Regions from separate parts of the Homo sapiens genome. Here region 2 is linked to region 1. The links are chromatin contacts, found by Hi-C in ENCODE. All regions are on one chromosome and are shown on one strand. The core of a region is the stretch at or near the end of the contact, and the rest is flanking DNA. Distances in the headings are between cores, read along the strand shown. Region 1 has its middle 15 kb from the start of CDK20. Region 2 overlaps LOC105376136 (a long non-coding RNA gene).

Evidence for each region. Hi-C counts contacts between places; a loop is a spot of excess contacts on that map. Pooled maps may share reads with other maps.
Region 2: a map of CD14-positive monocyte shows a loop between it and region 1 (5-fold over the local background). The contact joins two enhancer-like sites. A Hi-C loop is called at or near these places in 6 of 168 maps with a recorded cell type or tissue (CD14-positive monocyte, CD4-positive, alpha-beta T cell, CD8-positive, alpha-beta T cell and 3 more), 1 of 37 single-sample maps with no recorded cell type and 8 of 50 pooled maps.

What each region holds. Positions count from the first base shown.
Region 1 is chr9:87,958,226-87,961,692 of GRCh38, reverse strand. No RefSeq gene overlaps it. Among named protein-coding and RNA genes, the nearest start is that of CDK20, 15 kb to the left of the region's middle. Within about 2 kb of position 1,698, at least 3 of the 41 ENCODE cell types and tissues checked have a DNase peak (open chromatin) inside an H3K27ac peak, as active enhancers do.
Region 2 is chr9:89,280,812-89,284,278 of GRCh38, reverse strand. LOC105376136 (a long non-coding RNA gene) reads left to right here. Exons shown (of 3, transcript XR_930101.4): 3 at 1-3,467. Among named protein-coding and RNA genes, the nearest start is that of CKS2, 29 kb to the left of the region's middle. RefSeq lists an enhancer at 1,710-2,228. Within about 2 kb of position 1,843, at least 3 of the 41 ENCODE cell types and tissues checked have a DNase peak (open chromatin) inside an H3K27ac peak, as active enhancers do.

The sequences.
Region 1 (3,467 bases), core at 449-2,948:
GGTGAAAGGCCTTTACTTACATCTGGACTTTGCTAAGAGGACCCCGATGCTTGCCCCACACTTCCCCCAAGAAACTTAGCTTTGGCATCATATCAGTGACATCCTCCTCACTGGTCCTGACCAAAACTTTGTTTCACAGGTCATCACAGCTGTGAGCAAGCACCCCACTGAGGGGATGGACAGTTGCCCCACATAAGGTGCAAGACCCCTCCTGACCTGTTAAAGTGTTGGGCTACACCTAGAACTCAGAGAGGTAAACTATTCCCAATTTGGCAAAAGAGAATCTCCTAGCTCTCCAACCTCCCACATCAATAAAGGGATTCAATCAACACTGGGATTCTGGCACCAATACATCCCTTCCTCCCATATTTCTTCGTATCCAGTCACCCACAAATTTTCTGCTTTTTAGTTATCAAAATTGAAGCCCTTACTAGGGCAGAGCCCATTTACCCTATGAACCAAGATTCCTATTATGCCCTGGGTAATGGAAAAAGCTTACTGTAAAACTGGATCAGCAACAGAAACCTTCTTACTACAATGGAAATGGTATTTACAGAATCAACTCACATTTAGTCCTACTGGAGTGTAACATTCCATGAGAAAATAGCCACATACCCTGCCACTGAGGTCAACTTGCCAAAATCCTGAAAATGCCTCTGCCTCTTGCTTAGTGGGGACTGGAGGGAGGATGGTCAGCAATCTCAAAACAAGAGAACCAATGGCCTCTCATTACTGATGAGGGAGCACAGGGCATAAGGAATTCAGACCAAGGAGAGCTACAGCCTTTAACCCCATTCAGACACTCATTCCATATGTGCATTACTCCTAGCAATAGATACGCCATTTTCCCAAGGTTTCTATCTTCATGAACTCTTGGTTAATGGCTAATGAGCTAACTACTTGGTTGGGACTTTGGCAATATCAGAGCTGGAAAATACAAGGCCAAGATATTCAGGGTAAAAAGATGTAGGGAAAATAATCATTATGAGACAGTATAGGAAAGAGACTTGGTCTTTGTAGACCGAGGCTCATGGGGCTCACATGTCCAGGCATATTCCCTCCCCTACCTTCTTGCCTCCCTTAACAAGCTGACCTAAGTCACATAGCAGAAGGGAAGCCTCTCCTAACTTAGCTGATCAGGCTGAATTCTTAACCACAAATAGAAGAAACTGTTTATTGCCTTAAGTGATGTCTCCCAAGGTTGCTAAAAGCCGGACTCTAGCATTCCTGATAAGAACCTGACCATATTCCAAGTTTACTAAAACAAAACTCTGGCATTCCCTATGAGAATTGGACCAGATCCAGTTGGCTGAAGACAAGATGGACTTCAGCACTGACCTTTCACTGAGTTTTCCTCATAATCTCACTGTAATACGAAAATCTCTGCCCAAATTGGGGCTTATCTACCATTTTCTAATTATGCAATGTATGTTAGGGCATGACACCCCACTGTACAGGCACAAAGAAAACTGCCTAAACAGGCTTCTGACAGAGCAGGAACATCACCATCTTGGACAAGCACCACCATTTTAAAATTCCCCTTGATCAGAAACCACCTAAATCCAAAGGGCATCAGCTAAGGTCAGCATGACCATAAATCACAAATGACATCTCCAACCAGAAACATTCCAACCCCTAAGATAAACCCCTCCCCAACCAGACACATGCCAGCCCCGAGATAACCTCCCCTCCAGCTGGAGACATTCCAAACCCCGCAATAAACTTCTCCTCCACACAGAAACATTCCAAGCCTGTGATAAGCTATCTTGCCCTAAAACACTTAAATACTCTTAGTCTGTAAGAGAGAGTGCTCCTGACTGAAATCGGCCAGAAACCCCTCTCAGGTTCATTCTCCAAAATAAACCTGTCTTTGACTGTTGAGCCACTTTTTGTGTTTCTTTCCTCTTTCTTTAACTCTCACAGCTTCTATGTCATTCCTTTCTCTGCCTCAGCTTCCTTAAAATGACAAGAGCTGAGCCCTTTTTGGCTGTAGCACTGGGGTCCTTTTCCTGGGCACTGCTCCCTTGCTTTGATTGAGCTCAAGCCCATTAAAACTTGCCTGAGAAAAATTACTGTTTGGCCTGGTATTAATTTGTATTTACTCGAGAGCCAAGATGCTGCACTAACACTTACAGTGGCTCCCATTCTGCCTACCTTGATGCACCGTACCTTGGCTCATACCAGACAAGACATGGAAGAGGCATGACACAACACCAAAGCTGATGAACTAACCATAGCATACCAGCAGATAAGCCTCTTGAAGGAGGCAGAGTCCTAGAGCTTTGGGATGAGCTACCCTATCCCATGCAAGGGCATGTAAGAGGAGAGGTCAGGGCATTTGGGCATCATGGGGTTACAAAAATGAATTATTATTTTTTATTTTTCTTTGAGATGGAGTCTTGCAGTGTCACCTAGGCTGAAGTGCAGTGGTGCAATATCGGCTCACTGCAACCTCTGCCTCCTGGGTTGAAGCAATTCTTGTGCCTCAGCCTGCCAAGTAGCTGGGACTACAGGCACGTGCCACCACACCTGGCTAATTTTAGTATTTTTAGTAGAGACGAGGGTTTCACCATGTTGCCCAGGCTGGTCTAGAACTCCTGACCTCAAGTGATCCACCCGCCTCTGCCTCCCAAAGTGCTGGGATTACAGGCGTGAGTCACCATGCCCGGTCAAAAAGGAATTATTAACAGAGGAGTCAACCCAGCAGAGACACATTTATGCAAGGTTATTAGGGACTGTACCATGCTAGAAATTTAGATACTGGGTTCACTGCCTGGGAGGAGAAATTCACAGGAAGGCCATTATCAGAACTGGCAAATCAACTTCAAAGGGCCTCCCCCTACAGTGACAGGAGCCAATGAATATGCTAAGGGATATCTACACAGGCCATCCATTTGCTTACCCATGTGAGGCAGGAACCTCTACTAATGTCACAATGGGTTACCAAAACAGCTTTTACAGCCTTTGGGTGTGCCACAAGTTACACAGTCAGATCAAGGCTCTTCTTGTACCACAAAGCAAATGCAACGATGGGTATTACAAAGTAACATTACAAAGTAACAGCAGTGGGTATCATAGAAAGATATAATGAGCTTTTAAAACGGGGGCTACTGAAACGATGTAGATGACAATGGTGACCTGAGTCATCAAAATGCTGCCTCTAGCCAGGGATGGTGGCTCACGCCTGTAATACTGGCGCTTTGGGAGGCAAGGTGGGTGGATTGCTTGAGCTCATGAGTTCAAGACCTGCCTGGGCAACATGATGAAACCTCGTCTCTAGTAAACATACAAAAATTAGGCATGGTGGCATGAGGTCTAGTTACTCAGGAGGCTTAGGTGGGAGGATGGCTTGAGCCCAGGAGGCAGAGGTTGCACTGAGCTGAGATTGCACCACTGTACTCCAGCCTGGGTGACAGAGCGTGACCCTGTCTCAAAAAACAAAAACAAAAAAAGCCAAGATGGTGTCC
Region 2 (3,467 bases), core at 594-3,093, 1.3 Mb before region 1:
GGAAAAGGCAGACTTGAGGCCTAGCCTCTTAATGTCCATGTGAAAGCAAGAGGCCAGGTGAAGTTTTTGGAGAGGAGTGACTTGAGTACTATTTTATATGAAATGTTTACTCGGGAGACAGGTTTTTTTTCCCACGAGATGAGGTGAGGAAGGCGCTTTTGTATGAACTGAATTTCAAATCCTCAGGGCTCATGGATATTTTTCCATGGAAAAGGAGGTTGAGAAGGGAGTTCCCCATGGGTGCTACCAGGATGAAAATTTGCCTAGATGTCTTTAGCTGGGGAGAGGGAGTCTGAGAGTTAGTTACGCCCTGTGTGTGTGTGTGTGTGTGTGTGTGTGTGTGTGTGTGTGTATGTATGTGATGGAGTCTCACTCTTTGTCCAGGCTGGAGTGCAGCAGCGCAATCTCAGCTCACTGCAACCTCTGCCTCCTGGGTTCAAGTGATTCTCCCGCCTCAGCTTCCCAAGTAGCTGAGATTACAGGTGCCTGCCACAACACCCAGCTAATTTTTGTACTTTTAGTAGAGACAGGGTTTTGCTATATTGGCCAGGCTGGTCTCAAACTCCTGATGTCAAGTGGTCCACCTGCCTTGGCCTCCCAAACTGCTGGTGTGTCCGGAATTGGTGGGTTCTTGGTCTCACTGACTTCAAGAATGAAGCTGTGGACCCTCGTGGTGAGTGTTACAGCTCTTAAGGTGGCACGTCTGGAGTTTGTTCCTTCTGATGTTCGGATGTGTTCGGAGTTTGTTCCTTCTGGTGGGTTCGTGGTCTCGCTGGCTCAGGAGTGAAGCTGCAGACCTTCCAGGTGAGTGTTAACAGCTCTTAAGGCGGCACGTCTGGAGTTGTTCGTTCCTCCCGGTGGGCTCGTGGTCTCGCTGGCTTCAGGAGTGAAGCTGCAGACCTTGGCGGTGAGTGTTACAGCTCATAAAAGCAGTGTGGACCCAAAGAGTGAGCAGTAGCAAGATTTATTGCAAAGAGCGAAAGAACAAAGCTTCCACAGTGTGGAAGGGGACCCAAGTGGTTTGCTACTGCTGGCTCCCGCAGCCTGCTTTTATTCTCTTATCTGGCCCCACCCACATCCTGCTGATTGGTAGAGCCCAGTGGTCTGTTTTGACAGGGCACTGATTGGTGCGTTTACAATCCCTGAGCTAGACACAAAGGTTCTCCACCTCCCCACCGGATTAGCTAGATATAGAGTGTGGACACAAAGGGTCTCCAAGGCCCCACCAGAGTAGCTAGATACAGAGTGTCGATTGGTGCGTTCACAAACCCTGAGCTAGACACAGGGTGCTGATTGGTGTGTTTACAAACCTTGAGCTAGGTACAGAGTGCCGATTGGTGTATTTACAATCCCTGAGCTAGACAAAAGGTTCGCCACGTCCCCACCAGACTCAACCCAGCTGGCTTCACCCACTGGATCGCGCACTGGGGCTGCAGGTGAAGCTGCCTGCCAGTCCTGCGCCCTGCGCCCGCTCTCCTCAGCCCTTGGGTGGTCGATGGGACTGGGTGCCGTGGAGCAGGGGGCGGCACTTATCGGGGAGACTCGGGCCCCACAGGAGCCCATGGAGGGGGTGGGAGGCTCAGGCATGGCGGGCTGCAGGTCCGGAGCCCTGCCCCGCGGGAAGGCAGCTAAGGCCCGGTGAGAAATCGAGCGCAGCGCCGGTGGGCTGGCACTGCTGGGGACGCAGTACACCCTCCGCAGCCGCTGGCCCGGGTGCTAAGCCCCTCATTGCCCAGGGCCGGCAGGGGCGGCCGGCAGCTGCGAGTGCAGGGCCCGCCAAGACCACGCCCACCCGGAACTCCAGCTGGCCTGTGGCGCGCAGCCCCAGTTCCCACCCGCGCCTCTCCCTCCACACCTCCCTGCAAGCTGAGGGAGCGGGCTCCGGCCTTGGCCAGCCCAGAAAGGGACTCCCACAGTGCAGCAGTGGGCTGAAGTGCTCCTCAAGTGCCGCCAAAGTGGGAGCCCAGGCAGAAGAGGCGCCCAGAGCGAGAGAGGGCTGTGAGGACTGCCAGCACACTGTCACCTCTCACTGGGATTACAGGCGTGAGCCACTGCGCCTGATCAGTTATGCTGTAAAGATTGAGAAAGTCTTGACCTGTTTCATACTGCTATAACAAAATACCTGACACTGGGAAATCTATAAAGAACAGAAATTTATTGCAGTTCTGGAGGCTGGGGCATCCAAGATCAAGGCACCAGCATCTGATGAGAGCCTTGCTGCGTTCTCACGTGGCAGAAGATAGAAGGGCAAAAGGGCAAAAACTCTCCTCACATTGCAGAAGAGCAGAATAGAGAGAACGCACTTCTGCAAGTCCTTTTTAGAACCACATTAATCTGTTCATGAGGGCAGAGCCCTCATGACCTAAGCACCTCCCATTTAGGCTTCACCCGTCAACACTGCTGCACTGGGATTAATTTTCCAACTCCTGAATTTTGGCGGACACATTCACACCATAGCAAACGATCATGAAGCCTCAACCCTAGTATGTGCCAGAACCACCCAAAGGATTTGTTACAAATGCAGGTTCCTGGGGACCGCCCCCGAGGGATTCTGATTTAACAGAACCTGAAAACCCGCATTCTTAATAAGCACCCCATGTGATTTCGGGTTGTGGATGTTCACTGGATCACACTTTGAGAAATGTCATGACTGTGACTTTAACAGACTTAAGGTTTGTCCTCAAGATTTTGTCTTGCAAACCTTTTGTTAGCCTTGGAATATAGTCAACAGCGATCGAGAAGGGAAATGAGGAGATCCACAGGTTCCCTCTCCAACATTAATGTCCATGTCAACTAGTAAAGCTTTGCATACTGCCCCTGAACTCTTTGCCCTGATGCTGGTTCTTCCTGATTTCTGAGGACAGATGGAAATCCTGACAAAAGTGAGAATGAGGACTGGAAACAGCAGATAGGATGATATGCATTCCTGGTCACTACTTGTTGTCCTCCACAGCCCTTGGCCTCAGTGCTAGCTGTCTTCCTGCCAACAGGATGATACAACCAACAAGTAGAAATGCTTGCGTGGCCTCTAATGAATTTTCAACAACATGATACAGATCAAAAGCTCTTCTGTACACTGATCATGTGGGTGAGTTCAGATTACACGTGGTTGCATTTTAATTCACTAAATTGAAAATTACATTTTATCTTTTGAAATATTTGTTCCCTTCAGTGAGTCATTCTAATAAATGTAACCTGAAGGCCAACCGATCCTTTCCTAATTTAGACGACTTAGAAGGTTTAGCCAATGTTGTTAATGTACTTCTTTTGAGGCAGTGTTCCCTCCAAGTTCAAGGAGAAATGAAGAAAAATATATCTTTTGAAAATAAGGTCTGGGGCGCCGTGGCTCATGACTATAATCCCAGCACTTCAGGAGGTTGAGGTGAGAGGATAGTTTGAACTCAGAAGGTCAAAACCAGCCTGAGCAACATGGTGAAATCTTGTCTCTAATTAAAAAAAAAATTAGC